2 separate regions of the Mus musculus genome follow, and region 2 is linked to region 1. A link is a loop called in an ENCODE intact Hi-C map of the cell type or tissue named here. Cell type or tissue: heart. All regions are shown on one strand.

Evidence for each region. Peaks named below come from ENCODE experiments on the same cell type or tissue, not always from the same donor. Only the 100,000 strongest peaks of a DNase experiment are listed, where the experiment ranks them.
Region 2: it touches region 1 in a loop (2.7-fold over the local background); 14 of 42 quality-filtered maps call a loop at or near these places.

Annotation. Positions count from the first base shown.
Region 1 is chr16:17,288,289-17,296,288 of GRCm38, reverse strand. It overlaps Pi4ka (phosphatidylinositol 4-kinase alpha), which reads left to right. Exons shown (of 55, transcript NM_001373955.1): 40 at 827-917; 41 at 2,279-2,446; 42 at 3,356-3,409; 43 at 5,054-5,174. Among named protein-coding and RNA genes, the nearest start is that of Tmem191c, 16 kb to the right of the region's middle. In heart, a CTCF peak has its summit at 3,263 (motif pointing right); no DNase peak of the experiment used is centred here.
Region 2 is chr16:17,123,312-17,131,311 of GRCm38, reverse strand. It overlaps 2610318N02Rik (RIKEN cDNA 2610318N02 gene), which reads left to right and starts at 6,110. Exons shown (of 7, transcript NM_001358255.1): 1 at 6,110-6,322. Sdf2l1 (stromal cell-derived factor 2-like 1) reads left to right here. Exons shown (of 3, transcript NM_022324.3): 3 at 524-1,174. The coding sequence ends at 805. It overlaps Mir130b (microRNA 130b), which reads left to right and starts at 7,170; the gene lies at 7,170-7,251. Mir301b (microRNA 301b) reads left to right here and starts at 6,816; the gene lies at 6,816-6,912. In heart, a CTCF peak has its summit at 3,845; a DNase peak (open chromatin) is centred at 6,101; H3K4me3 peaks cover 2,822 bases; H3K27ac peaks cover 2,161 bases.

The DNA of each region.
Region 1 (8,000 bases):
AGGCATCTTTTCATTCCTCTGAAAACAAAGCTGGTGACAAGCTATAAGGGGATTCTCTCAGACAGAAATAAACCTTTAGCCTGACAGTAGGTGAGATGGGTTGCAGAGGCCCCCATGACATAATCCCACATGGCCCTTAGCCTTCTTCCCTACCTCCAGAGATAGATACCCCATGTCTGCCTCTATCTCTGCAAGCCAAGGTTTACCATTTTCCTATTGTTTCTACCTGGTCTTCAGGCCCAGAACAGCACACTGGTTCTTTTAAGTCCTTTCAAAGCCAAATGTTTATGGAGACTTTCCTTGCATTAGCCTGGGTCAGTAACACATGCAGGCTTACATCTGCCCCCTCACCACTAAGTAAGGAGCCTTGTGGATTTAGACTAAAGTAAGACGTTGAACCAGAGATAGGCTGCTACAGAGGACCAGGGGAAAGAGCTGTGGTGGTTTTTGAAGAATGGTTTACCCTTTCCTTTTATTTGTTGGTTTGGTTTTTTTTTTTTTTTTGCTTTGAAGAAGTGTGGATGGGGGGGGGGGGGGGTTGGGGAAGGTGAAGGTTGGCAGCAAGGACATTTGTTCACTAAACCATCTTGAGATGAGGCTTCTATGTCCCTCAGAGTGGCTTCCAATTGTGGCGTTCTCCTATCTCCTTGTAAATGTTGTAATAACTTTTCAGATGTTGTAATGTATTACTTGCCTACATCTAGATGTCTGTCTATAGTGTTAATCTAAATCCTCCCCCTGAGTCTTTCCCTCTGGCTCATCTGTGGCAGTGAAGGAACGTACCTGCTCGTATGGCTACCCAACACAAACCCTCTGTGCACTGTAGGTTCAAGAATACAGAAGCCATTGGAAATGAAGTGACCCGTCTCGTTCGCTTGGATCCTGGAGCTGTTAGTGATGTCCCTGAAGCCATCAAGGTAGCACAGCCCACATACACCAGCTCAAGTTCAAACTAGATCTAGAATGTTTTCTAGAGAGGCCTGGCTCCTTCTTATGACTATGACCACATATCTGACACAAACAACTTGGGAGAGGAAAGCTTTATTTGACTCCATTTCAGAGGGCTCAGCCTCATATGGCTGAGCAGAACATCATGGCCACAGGACCATGTGCAGGAAGAACCTGTTCACATCCTGCCAGATGAACAGACGAGCAAGAGGGGGCATCCAGACAAAGTATAGCCTCCAAATACATACCTGTAGTGACCCACTTCCTCCACCAAGGCCCCAGATACTTTGCACCAGCTTAAAATAGTACCACCATATTATGGCTCCTCAAAAGGTTAACCCGTCCATCAGGCCAGAGCCTCAGGACCCAGTCCTCTTTGGGCCCCATGGATGTACTCAAAGGTGTGCTTTATTAATCTATACATTTCTCAATTAAGTTGGTATTAACCGTCATTGCTGAGCCTAGTCACCAGTATAGGTCTACAATCGCAGCCATTAGGAGACTGATACAGGAGGATCACAAGTTAAAGGCCTGTCGAAGTTACAAAGTGAAGTTTGGACCAGTCTGGACAGCCTAGTGAGACCTTGTCTCAGTAAAGAGAACAGGGCACAGTGGTGCATGCCTTTAATCTCAGCAGTCATGAGGCAGAGGCACAAAGACCTCTTGAGTTCAAGGACAGCTAGGACTACAGAGTAAGACCCCGTCTCTAAAACAAAATTATTTTATCTATCACATTAGAAAGACTGGGTAATCTCAGTGGTAGGATTTTTTTTAACTCCCTGCATTTTCTATTTCTAGTATGTAGTAATTATTATGTTTATGATAGGAAATATTTAGTCTGCTTTAACTGTGTTTATAGATGGGGTTTCATATATCTCAGGCTAACCTCAAATTCAGATTTGCTAAAGATGTCCTTGAATTTCTGATTCTCCATTCTCCATCTGCCATGTGGTAATATGTATACAACCACAACTGGTTTTATGCAGTACTGGGGATCAGTGCTACTAGCCTGGAACACACTACCTCCTGAGCTTCACTCCTAGCCCCTCTACTTGAATTTATTGCAATTATGCTACTTTGTGTAACATGTCAGAAGCACTTTCCATTTTTATCATAAATGGCTTTTATTATCACATTTTATTTTATTTTCTTGGCCTAGAGTTCACCTTGTAGACTCAGGTTCACAGAGATCTGCCTGACTGTGCCCACTGTGTGCTGTAATTAAAGGCATGCAGAGCATGCCCACCCTATGACCCTTTGCTGCGGCCATTCTGGAGCAGGCCATAACTGAAAGGACTCCTGCAACCCTATCTCCCAACTTTCTCCCCAGTTCCTTGTCACCTGGCACACCATCGATGCTGATGCTCCAGAGCTCAGCCATGTTTTATGCTGGGCACCCACGGACCCACCTACAGGCCTCTCCTACTTCTCCAGCATGTACCCACCACACCCTCTCACTGCACAGTATGGGGTAAAAGTCCTGCGATCCTTCCCTCCGGTGAGTCTAAAGCCCTGTGAGCTAGCCTAGGGTATAGCTATCCCAGTGTGGTTAAGTGGATAGATTAAGTGGGCAGCCCAGGGCTGGAGTGAGAACTCAGGAGCACTGACTGCTCTTCCAGAGGTCCTGAGTTCAATTCCCAGCAACCACATGGTGGCTCACAAACACCTGTAGTGAGATCTGATCTGATGTCCTCTTCTGGTGTGTCTGAAGACAGCAATAGGGTACTCACATACAATAAATAAATAAATAAATAAATAAATAAATAAATAAATAAATCTATTAAAAAAAAAGTCAGCTCAACAGGCATGCATCCAACTATATAGGTCCATCTAGAGTATGCCTTTATTCTTGACTTCAGTAGTGGAAGGGGATGAATTTGGGCTATGGTGGCACACACTTTTAGTACCAACACTAGGGAGGTGATGAATTTAGTTGTAATTCATATGTTTTCTAGTTGTATGTGTTTGTTTGTTTGTTTTGGGTTTTTTTTTAACTTTAATTGGATCTTTTGGTTTTAAAAACAGTTTGAGTTTAGCCCCTGCTCTGAGAGGTAAGCAGTGTGCCCATGCCTCTTACTCCAACAACAAACTTTCAGGGATCCTGAAGATTTTATGTAGTAGCCATGGTGGAAAGTCTGTAGCAGGGAGTTTCTGTAGAATGTTCTAGATCCCTGATTGCTACAGTTTCAGCACCAGCAAGTTTGTAGTAACTTTCAGCCCCTTTACCTGGGGTAAGCTGCACTCTTCTGCATTTTTGATTTCACTGTGTGTTTCAAGCCTTAGATACTTTGTTAGCCTCTGCACTTCCCCAGTTCTCCAGCAGGGGGCAGCGTCCAGTGGGCAGGTCCAGGGTTCATGGCTGTTTTAAGTGTTGTAACCTCTGAAATCAGTCTTTCCTCCTCGACAGGATGCCATTCTGTTCTACATCCCCCAGATTGTGCAGGCCCTCAGATATGACAAGGTAAGTGTCCTCCAAGAGCTGTACACATTGCTATGGACCCTAAATTCTACCTCAGACCAGCTCTGCATTCCCTCAGGAACAGGACTGTCCAGCCAGAACTGAGCCCTTTGTTCTCCCTGCCCCATCCTGAGGCCCAGATCTGCAGAGTGGGTGGGCTCTGGTACATTTTCTAGCTGTTTCCTTCAGGTGGGCAGCTTGTTCTTCTAGAATCCCCTTTGTTGGGTCAGGTATCAACAAATGACATGACCTCCCTCAGACTGGCTGTTCTCATGAGGTTTAGGTAAGCTGATAAAGAATGTGTTCCACTCAGACTGCCTCAGGTGTACATCCTGCTGAGGTTACAGAGACGAGCTGCTCCTGTGTCTCAGCTCACTGTCTTCAGGCCCCTCTGGAGTTCAGAGACCTTGGATTCTGTGGCCCTGGAGTTCTGAGCATTCTGCTGTGGTGCTAGGAACTGAACTCCAGTCTTCTCCCAGAATGTACATGTTCTTATCTGGTGAGCCATCTCACCAAACCTAAGACATGGCCATTAAAACTAGGAGTTACTGGGAATGTGAAGTGGCTTAGTAAAATAGCAGCCTTGTGTGTGTAAGGAACATGTGTGTGTAAGGACCTGAAGTCAGTCCTTGGCATCCTCGTAGATCACCTGTAAACCTAGATCTGGGGAGCCAAAAGTAAGGTAATGTACCCACCACACCCTCTCACTCCAAGAGCTGTCCACATTGTGTACCTTGTGCCTTGAGGCTATCCAGCCAGCCAGTTTAACCAAATCAGCAAGCTCCAGGTTTGGTGAGAGACCATATCTTTTTTTCTTTTTTTTTTTTAATAGGTATTTTCTTCATTTACATTTCCAATGCTATCCCAAAAGTCCCCCATACCCTCCCCCCACTTTTTTTTTAAAGATCGATTTATTTATTTATTTATTTATTTATTTATTTATTTATTTATTATATGTGTGTACACTGTCTGTCTTCAGACACTCCAGAAGAGGGCATCAGATTTTTGTTACGGATGGTTGTGAGCCACCATGTGGTTGCTGGGATTTGAACTCAGGAAGAGCAGTCGGCGCTTTTAACCGCTGAGCCATCTCACCAACCTGACAGACCATATCTTAAACACTAAGGTGGAGAGTGACTGGGGGAGACACCAGTGTCAACCTTTCACATCCTCACACAGCCATGCACATAACAGAGAGAGAGAGAACGAGAGAGAAAAAACTGGAGCTACCAGATAATGGCAGGAGACAAATGAGATGGATAGATGTCTTTAAGATGGCAACTATCAGTGTGTGAGCTACATCCAACTCTGTAGAACTTTCTGGACCCTGTCCCTCTGGATGGTACCTTGTACAGCCTTATAAGTGAGTTTTGGGCACCTAGCCTACTTGCGTCTTGTATTTGACAGCAGTAGAAATTGAGAGCCATGGTTCTTAAATACCAAGGGAACTAACACAGGAAGCCCACGCCTATAGTGTAGACCCATGGTACCCAGCCCCTGGCTACTGGCTAGACTGAGCACTGACTCTATAGGGTACATCCACATAGTGGGAACCATACAGTCAGGCAGTGGGAGTTGCTTCTTACACTAGGTTAGGAAGAGTTTCTTCCAGGAGTGAAGATTGACTGTGGCCTTGACCTCCTACAGATGGGCTATGTGCGTGAGTACATTCTCTGGGCTGCAGCCAAATCCCAGCTTCTGGCACACCAGTTTATTTGGAACATGAAAACTAACATCTACCTTGATGAAGAAGGGCACCAGAAAGACCGTGAGTATTTTGGCCTGTCAGGCCTCTCCCCATCACCATCACCCTTAGAGGCCACACAGGGCTTCTGCTTTCCCAGAGGCCTCTGTGGTCTGTGCTACCCCAACCTGGAACACACACGGTGGAAGGAGAAAACAGACTCCTGCAAGTTGTCCTCTGGCCTTAACATGTGTGCCATTGTGTGTGTATGTACACACACACACAAATAACTAATAAAAAGTAAATTAAAGAGCCGAGCATGGTGGCACATGGGAGGCAGGGGCAGGTGAATCTTAGTGAGTTTGAGGCCAGCCTCATCTAAAAAGCAAATTCAGTCCAGCTAAAGCTACACATTGAGACCTGGTCTCAACCAACCAAACCAAACTAAAACCTTCCATATCCACCACTTATACCACCAGATTCATAAGTACCACCTGACCATCACCAGCCAGAACTACCCCTTTCATGGGAACATAATTTTGTTGCTGTGGTCCACTGTAATCACCAAAATCATTATAGTTACTATCACCACCACAGATACCTCCACCTAATGTCCTGCAACTCCAGGTCCACAGAATCCAAGGTCTCTGAACTCCAGAGGGGCCTGAAGACAGTGAGCTGAGTCACGGGAATGGCTCGTCTCTGTAACCTCCGCAGGATGTACACCTGAGGCAGCCTGAGTGGAACACATCCTTTATTGATTAAACATCATAACCTCCTCATGTAACATTTGGTTTCTGTATTCTGGTCACTACCACCATAGCCTCCTCTGCTAATATAACCAGGACACCACCACTGCTTCCTCTTCCACCAAAGTTTCCACCACAACCACAGTTCACTCCATGGCACATGGCCTGATCTACTCAACAGCTCCTCTGTGGTCCAGCAGGTTGCATCTCTTGTTTAAAAGGGGCCTTTCCTTTGCCACTGCACAACTGTGGCCATTAATAGTATAGTACACTTATGTACTTCTATCAACTGCATTGTGATCATCAAAAGTTAGAAAAGCAAATCCTCTTTTCCACTCTGCCTGCCTGCATCCCCCCAACCCCTCTCTCTCTCTGGTCTTAGGTTTGTTGGTTGGTTTTGAGACAGAGTTTCTTAGTATATGTAGCCTTGGCTGTCCTGGAACTCACTCTATAGACCAAGCTAGCCTTGAACTTACAGTGATTCCTCTGCCTCTGCCTCTCTGCCCCTCTGCCTGCCTCTGCCTCTGCCTCTCTGCCTCTGCCTCTCTGCCTCTCTGCCTCTGCCTCTCTGCCTCTACCTCTGCCTCTTTGCCTCTGCCTCTCTGCCTCTGCCTCTCTGACTCTCTGTCTCTGCCTCTCTGCGCCTGCCTCTGCCTCTCTGCACCTGCCTCTCTGCCTCTCTGCCTCTCTGCCTCTCTGCCTCTGCCTCTGCCAAGTGCTGAGATCAAAGGTTTGCACTACAATGACAGCCTTCAAGACCCTGTCTCAAGAAAAGAAAAGGAAGTAAAGAAGGAAAGCAGACATCTAACTAGCTAGCTAGCTAGCTGGGTATAGTGGTATATGCCATTAATTCCAACATTCAGAAGTCAGAGGCAGACTGATCCCAGTGAGTTCCAGGCCAGCTAGGACTATATAGGAAGTCCCTGTCTCAGACTAACAACAACAGCAACAACAACAAAGCCAGGGTTTGGAAGGTGGAAGCAGGAAGATCAGTTCATGCCAGCCTCGACCACATAGAGCCCAATCTTTTAAAAGGGGGCTTGTGTAGCTGGGGCTATATCTCAGTTGGTAAGATGCTTGCCTAACATGCACACCACCTAAAACAGATGTGGTGGTGTACATCTGTAGCCCTGGCACTTAAGAAGTAGAGACTAGCCGGGCGGTGGTGGCGCATGCCTTTAATCCCAGCACTTGGGAGGCAGAGGCAGGCGGATTTCTGAGTTCGAGGCCAGCCTGGTCTACAGAGTGAGTTCCAGGACAACCAGGGCTACACAGAGAAACCCTGTCTCGAAAAACCAAAAAAAAAAAAAAAAAAAGAAGAAGAAGAAGAAAAAGAAGTAGAGACTAAAGGATCAGAGCTTCAAGATCAGTGTGGGACCTGAGACCCCTGTTTTCAAGAAGCCAGGTGTGATGCAGCATTGGGAATGGAAGAGCAGAAGTTCTGAGGCTGACTGAGGCTGTATAGCATGCTGGAGGCTACTCAGAGCTGGGGTTGTTTGTTTTTTCCCTAAAAGAAAAGGAAAGAAAAAAGTAAATTTGAAAAGTGATATAGGGGCTGGTGAGATGGCTCAGTGGGTAAGAGCACCCGACTGCTCTTCCCGAAGGTCCGAAGTTCAAATCCCAGCAACCACATGGTGGCTCACAACCATCTGTAATGAGATCTGACTCCCTCTTCTGGAGTGTCTGAAGACAGCTACAGTGTACTTACATGTAATAAATAAATAAATAAATCAAAAAAAAAAAGTGTTTAAAAAAAAAAAAAGAAAAGTGATATAAAAAGTCATGAAGCCAGACATGGTGGCACACACGTGTAATCCCAGCGCTCTCAGTTAGGAGACAGAAGCAGGAAGATCACGAACACCCTCAGTTTCAACCTGGGAGAAGGAGACCCTGCCTCACACAGGCACGCACATATATATATATATATACACACATACATACACACACATACACACACATACGTGTACACACACATACGTACATACATACATACACATACATATACACATTCATACATACACACATACATAACATACACACACATATATACACACACACACACATACATATTCATACACACACATACACACATACATACACATACATACATACATACATACACACACATACACACATTCATGCACACACACATACACACATT
Region 2 (8,000 bases), 160 kb after region 1:
AAGTGGGAGCTTCTTCCTACTCCTTCCCCTCTGCGAAAGAGTTCCTACTAAAGTACAGTGTTCATTGCAGCTGGTCTGGGAGGGACGCAGGGAGAATCTGACAGTGCTTTGGAGAGTTTCAGGGGGAAAATGTTGGAGGGGAATTTGGGGGTAAGGCCAGTTGGCACTACACAGTCTGATACAAGAGGCTCTATGCACCTGAAGAATGGGGTGAGAGTCTATTTTGAGACCAGATTTCTCTATGTAGCCCTGGCTGTCCTAGAACACACTATGTAGACCAGGCTGGCCTTAAACCCCCCAGAGATCTGCCTGCCTATACCTTCTGAGTGCTACGCTTAAAGGCGTGTGCCGCTGAGCCTAGCTAGGGCAGGACTCTTGGCTTCCATTTTCATAGCTGTGAATGCTGAAGGTCAGGAAAAGGAGCAGAGGCCCCAGGATACTAGGTGCAAATATGACGGCCAGACATGCAGCTCAGGGGAGCTTGTGCCCTCTGTGTGACTGTTCCTATACCTTATACTCTCAGGAGGTGAGTGCTTTTGGGGAAGACGGTGAGGGTGATGACCTGGACCTGTGGACAGTCCGATGTTCTGGGCAACACTGGGAGCGAGAGGCCAGTGTCCGCTTCCAGCACGTGGGCACCTCTGTGTTCCTGTCGGTCACTGGTGAACAGTATGGTAACCCCATCCGTGGGCAGCATGAGGTTCATGGCATGCCTAGTGCCAATGCTCACAACACGTGGAAGGCAATGGAAGGAATCTTCATCAAGCCTGGAGCAGATCTCTCCACGGGTCACGATGAACTCTGAGAACCAGATGAGTGATGGGAGGGTGGCTGAGTGGCAATCTCGGGGTCACTCTTGTGTAAGACTTTGTTTGTAGGGGCCCTCAAGTGCCTTTATGATTAAAGAATGTTGGTCTGGGATTATTTTTGCTGTAACCCTGGGGAAGATCTGAAGGTGCCAGCCATATCTGTCCAAGTTACCATCTCACCTGTCTCAAGCACCTGCTGAAATTTTTTTTTTTTTTTTTTTTTGAGACTGTCTCACTATGTATCCTTGGCAGGCCTGGAACTCACAGAGAGATCCACCTGCCTCTGTCTCCTGAGTGCTGGTATTAAAGGTGTACACCACCACAACTGGCCCCAACCTGTTCAATAAACTCATTTTTATTACTAAGTGTGAGTGCATGAGATGTGTTTGTTGCCACCTGTACCTCAGAGCAGCTCTCTCTAGTCGCTTCTCATCTTCCACCTTTATGTTGGTTCCAGAGATCACTCTCAGTTTGCCAGCTTCACACAGTACACATAGCCATCTCACTGTCCCAAACCTTTTCTGGATGCCTGTCTGTGCAGTTTAACTCTGCAGTCTACCATACAGTGTCGTCAGAGCCGCCGACCTCATTTCCCAGGACTTGACCTTAGGCAATTTCTCTATTGAAGGGCCTTGGCCGTAGGCAGGGCCCCTGCCAACTGGGATGGGCTCAAACTCTCCAGTCCTCTCATCTCTTACTCTCAGGAACCCATTCTTCTGGTGGTTGCAGCAGTTTTGAAACTTATCTTTGACTAAAGGTCTGTTGAGGATTCTGCCTATCTATTGGGAATTAACACCTCAGGCTCCCAGACTTTTGATGGCAATGGCACACTCCCCCTTACTCTGACCTGCCCATGGTGCAGGCCCCCACTAGGACATCCAAGGCCCTAAAGAAAGAAGAGAACTAGGGAAGATGACTTGCTAGTTGGGAGCACAGCCTGCACTTTCAGAGGACTAGTAACTATGTCATGTCAGGTGGTTCACAACTTGTAACTCCAGTTCTGGGAGGGATCTCTCAGACCTCTTATTCCTGCACACATGCGCACAAACCTACAGGGACACCTGTAATTTTTTTTTCCATTTTTTATTAGGTATTTAGCTCATTTACATTTCCAATGCTATACCAAAACTCCCCCATACCCACCCACCCCCACTCCCCTACCCACCCACTCCCCCTTTTTGGCCCTGGCATTCCCCTGTACTGGGCCATATAAAGTTTGTAAGTCCAATGGGCCTCTCTTTGTAGTGATGGCTGACTAGGCCATCTTTTGATACATATGCAGCTAGAGTCAAGAGCTCCGGGGTACTGCTTAGTTCATATTGTTGTTCCACCTATAGGGTTGCAGTTCCCTTTAGTTCCTTGGGTGCTTTCTCTAGTTCCTCCATTGGGGGCCGTGTGACCCATCCAATAGCTGACTGTGAGCATCCACTTCAGTGTTTGCTAGGCCCTGGCATAGTCTCACAAGAGACAGCTATATCTGGGTCCTTTCAGCAAAATCTTGCTAGTGTATGCAATGGTGTCAGCATTTGGAAGCTGATCATGGGATGGATCTCTGGATATGGCAATCACTAGATGGTCCATCCTTTCGTCACACTTCCAAATTTTGTCTCTGTAACTCCTTCCATGGGTGTTTTGTTTCCTATTCTAAGAAGGGGCAAAGTGTCCACACTTTAGTCTTCGTTCTCTTGAGTTTAATGTGTTTAGCAAATTGTATCTTATATCTTGGGTATCCTAAGTTTCTGGGCTAATATCCACTTATCAGTGAGTACATATTGTGAGAGTTCCTTTGTGATTGGGTTACCTCACTCAGGATGATGCCCTCCAGGTCCATCCATTTGCCTAGGAATTTCATAAATTCATTCTTTTTAATAGCTGAGTAGTATTCCATTGTGTAAATGTACCACATTTTCTGTATCCATTCCTCTGTTGAGGGGCATCTGGGTTCTTTCCAGCTTCTGGCTATTATAAATAAGGCTGCTATGAATATAGTGGAGCATGTGTCCTTCTTACCTGTTGGGACATCTTCTGGATATATACCCAGGAGAGGTATTGCTGGATCCTCCGGTAGTACTATGTCCAATTTTCTGAGGAACCGCCAGACTGATTTCCAGAGTGGTTGTAGAAGCTTGCAATCCCACCAACAATGGAGGAACATTCCTCTTTCTCCACATCCTCGCCAGCATCTGCTGTCACCTGAATTTTTCATCTTAGCCATTCTGACTGGTGTGAGGTGGAATCTCAGGGTTGTTTTGATTTGCATTTCCCTGATGATTAAGGATGTTGAACATTTTTTCAGACACCTGTAATTTTAAAAGAGAAGGGCCTGGCGTTGTGGCGCACGCCTTTAAGCCCAGCACTGGGGAGGCAGAGGCAGGTAGATTTCTGAGTTCGAGGCCAGCCTGGTCTACAAAGTGAGTTCCAGGACAGCCAGGGCTACACAGAGAAACCCTGTCTCGAAAAAACAAAACAAAACAACAACAACAACAACAACAACAAAAAGAGTGAGAAGGGACATCGCAAGGGAAGACAATTTCCCCACTCCAAACAAACAACAACAAAACCCATCCAATCTGGGTGGTTAAGGTTGTATAATTTAAAAGCAAGAGCTGGGGGACTAATTGAGTTGTGGAACAGTTGGTACTTGGTATGTTTTTTTTTTTTGTTGTTGTTGTTTTTTGTTTTTTCGAGACAGGGTTTCTCTGTGTAGCCCTGGCTGTCCTACTCACTTTGTAGACCAGGCTGGCCTCGAACTCAGAAATCTGCCTGCCTCTGCCTCCCAAGTGCTGGGCTTAAAGGCGTGTGCCACCATGCCCGGCTGGTACTTGGTATGTTTGAGGCTATAGGTAGAACATTTTCTAGCATGTACAAGGCATAGGGCCCATTTACAACACTAACATTAGATAAAATAATGCACATAAGAAAACACACACACACACACACACACACACACACACACACACTAGCAAAAGGTCCCTCACCAGCAAGCTGGCAGCTCACTAGTGGTGTGTGCATGGCCTCTAGAGGTGGGGGAAGGAATGACAGATTTCCTGGGCTTGACTGAGTAGGTCATAAGGACTTCAGGGGAACTAGTAGGATGATTTCCTGAGGGCCAGGAAAAATCCTAAGAGGCTGAGATGACAGTTGGCTGGGAGGGACTTGGGATAGTGTGGGAAGAACTGATAACATGGATTTGAGAAATCAGTTGACTTTACTAATGTGTGGATGAGAGAAAAGCTGTAGTCAATTTGAATCCTGAGGGGAGGGAGTTATGTCTTGGACCATTACTCCCCTGTCTGTAAGAGACTTGGTCTTTCCACTGACAAACTTTTATTTTGAGACAGGTTTTACCATGCGACCCTGGCTAATCTGAAACTCGCTATGTAGCCTGGTCTCCTTGAATTCATAGAGATCCACCTGCCTTTGTCTCCCAGGTACTAGGATTAAAGATGTGTACTAATGTGCCTTGATCTATTGCCAAACTTTTAAATGCCATTTTAAAGTGTGTGTGTGTGTGTGTGTGTGTGTGTGTGTGTGTGTGTGTGTGAATATGAACATGAGTTAGGTGTCCTCAGAGGTCAGAAGAGGGTGTTGGATTTCCTGGAGCTGGGACTGCAGGTGGCTGTAAGCCATCTAGTATGGCTGGGGAACTCATTTAAGTCCAATTTTAACAGTTCTGCAAGAGTAGTACTCGATTTTGACAGCCATGCCATCAATCTCTCCAGCCCCCAAACTCATGGAGCAGAAAAGTTGCTTCCATGCAGAATGCAAAACATTACAAATGAAAAGCACAGGAGCAGCAGCAAAACACTTTAATTTTACATTTGATTTTTATTTTTATGTGTATGGGTGTTTTGACTGCCCATATGTCTATGCATGCAATGGCTTTAGAGACCAGAAGACGATACTGGACTGGAGTTACAGATGCCTTTGAGACAACTTGTGGATCCTGGGCATGGAACCTGAGTCCTCTGGAAGAGCAGCCAACCCTCTTAACCACTGAGCCTTCTTTCTGGTGAGCCCCCTCTCTTTAAAGACAGTATTTCATGTAGTTCAGGCTGGTCTTGAACTTCTGGCTCTTTTCTCCACTTCCCAAATGTTGGAATTTCTGGATGTTTTATTTTGTATCTGTGTGGAGCGATGCAGTGTGGTGGCTGTATCCCCAGTACTGCAAAAACCTAGGAGGATTACCATAAGCACAAGGCTAGCCTGGTCTACTCTGTGAGTTCTCAACTAGCCAGCCGTGATATACGATGTCTCAAAAAACCAGCATTCTTTTTTTTCCCAAAGAAGACAAAACAATGTAGGGACTGAGATATTATGGGTCAGTGTTAATAGCATTGGTTGCTCTACCAGAGCATATGGGTTTCATTTCCAGCATGCATGTGTTTGCTTACAATCCTCTATAGTTTCAGTTGCAGAGGATAGAAAGCCTTTTGACCTCCCTGAACACTAGGCATGTACATGGTGGTACAGACAGGCAAACAAAGCACCCATACACAAAAAATTACATTTAAAATTAAGTGGACAAAATGAGTTCTTGAAGATCGAAAACCAGCTCTGTCTGCTTTAAAAATATTTTCTTTCAGCCTTTGAGCTGGGGGGTAAAGATTCCCTGTCTCATATGGATATAACTAGGGGTAAAGCTCAGACGCCAGCTGCAAAACTCTGTTTTTCCCTTCGCTGACAGAACTGAGTAGAACACCTCAGGTTCTGGGTGCTAGGTGCTGTGTATCTTTGGACATATTAGCTCAGAAAGGTCACTTAATGAACTCTTACCCATAAAGTGGTTCACATTCTCAATGACATCAATGACATCAGAGCATTTCTTCACTTACAAAAAGTGCCAGGGCCTCCTCAGCCCAGCCAGAGGTTTCCTGATGACGATGCTCTGAAGTTGGACAGAAAGAGGGAAGGCCACGGTTTTTAAGTAAATGTCCCATCCTGGAGGAGCAATGAACAAATTTCTCGCGAAATACGAAGCATCCCCTAGGGGTTCATTCAACCGCTGGCTTGGCCAAAGGACACTTTGCCGGGATCTCAGAGCCCTCGCTAATTTGGTGAGCTGTGTAGTAAGCATGGACGCGCCCTCATGAGTATCACTATAATAACTACAGAGAAATGAGCTGGGAAAAGGCGGACAGAGCTCCTTTTCAAGAGTTATGAATGAGGAGAAAGTGTTTGTAGAACTCATTGTTAAAACGGTGGAGCCAAAACTCGGGCGCCTGGCCAATCGGAGCCTGGAGGCTATTTTGAAATCTTTCCAGCAGCAGCCAATAGGTGCGCAGGAGGCAAAGCTTGGTGTAGGCGCAAGCCAATGAGGCTGGCGCTGTGCCTTGAGGCCCGGGGCTCGGCCCTCGGGACTGTCAGATGGTTAAAGATGGAGCCGAGGGAGAGAGGGCGCCACGAGGTGCTGAGGTGCGGGGTTGTCCAGATATGACGGGGCCGCCGCCTACCTGGATCTTCCACTAAGCTTCACCTTGTCCCCCTGGTGAGAACAAGAGGTGTCTGTCCACGTGAGTAACTGGTCTGGGATAGGGTGTGCGGTGAGGCCAGGGAAACTCCAGATGCCAGGAAGCCCTAGTTCTGCTCTTCTAGGCAGGAGAATCTGTTAGGATAGAGTGCAGAACTCATACTGGGGGAATGGACCAAGGACCGGATCTCGGACTCCAAGGGCCTCACGTGCAAGGAGTGAAGTATCCCTCTTATTCTAGTTCTGGTCTGAAACAGGGTACAAGTAGTCCCACTGTGCTCCCCTCTGCAACTGAGCGCAGGCCTCTCTCCTTTGTGTTTGAGCCCCCTCGGGTGCTCGCCCTTCAGCTCCCTCCTTGGAGTACCTCACCAGAATCAGAAGCCTGTTAGAGAAAGTTTGAGTTCCCTGAAGTTAATAAGTCCAGAGGACTGCATCCGGGCTGGAATCCCGTCTGTTCTCCGAGCTTGGATAGATGTCCCACCCACCCATGGTGGTTGAATTTCCAGCGCAGCCCTGCGTGCAGCGAGGGCGATGGATTTCCTGCTGGCTGCGGGTGCTCTGACTAGGTTGCACTACTGTGCTGTGAGAAGCAGTGCAATGGTATTGTCAAAGCATCTGGGACCAGCCTCGAAGACCACCTCACCTACTGTTCCTTCTTTCTTCCCTTTCCAGGCCTGGCCCCTCAGGCCTGCAGGCCGTACCCTCCCCCTGCTCATTTTACTCTCTTCTCCATGGAAACTTGAGATTGTAGCCAGGCCCGTGTCTCTGGGGTCAGAGGGCATCCTTTGCTCAGGCCGAGGCTCCGCCCAGGTGGGCATGCGTTCTAGGTCTAAGATCCCACTCCAGCCACCCCAACTCCCCATGCCCCGCCCCACCCCGTGAGACTGACAGGCTTGTTGGACACTCTTTCCCTGTTGCACTACTGTGGGCCTCTGGGAAGCAGTGCAATGATGAAAGGGCATCTGTCGGGCCAGCTAAGGAGCCTGAGGAACAAAAGGGTCAGTGCTTGGATCATAGTCTTAGATAGAGATAGCTATCTCTAGCTAAAAGGATAAGGTGGATGCTGAGAACCATATTCCAAGGCTGGAACCAGTACAAAGGGGAGACCCCAGATTTGGAAAGGCTCCAGTCTCAAGCTCTTAGCCCCCTCCCCCCAGGTTAAGATAGGGGAGTCTGCTGCAGGGGGCGCGGCGGTGAGTGAATGGTAGGTAGCTCATGCCTTAAATCTCAGCACTTGGAAGGCAAAGGCAGGTGGATCACCCAGATCTAGGGCATCCTGGTCTACATAGTGAGTTTTAGGACAGCCAGGGATACACAGAGAAACCGTGTTTTGAGAAAAACCAAATTAACTAATTAATTAATTAATCAATTAAAAAAGAAAGAAAGATTGGTGAGCCCATGTCTGGAGGCTGATGCAGGAAGATTGTCTCAGTTTTGAAGCTGTCTGAAGAATCAAAACAAAACTAGGAACTCCAGGACCTTGTGGAGAGAAACAGATGTTCACCTCTTTGTATGGAAAAGGTTTGTATACCTTGCTTAGCCTTGACTGCCTCGGGAAGAACTGGACTCAGCCTTTCCTGAGATAACCACACCTTGGGTTCACACCTTGAGGCTCAGAAGAAGTGTCCTGCCTGGGCCAGATGGATGGACTTGGAACAAGAAGCCTGCAGAGTAGGCCTGCCAGCCATGTCTGCTTGCTCCTTTACAAAGAGGGTATGTGC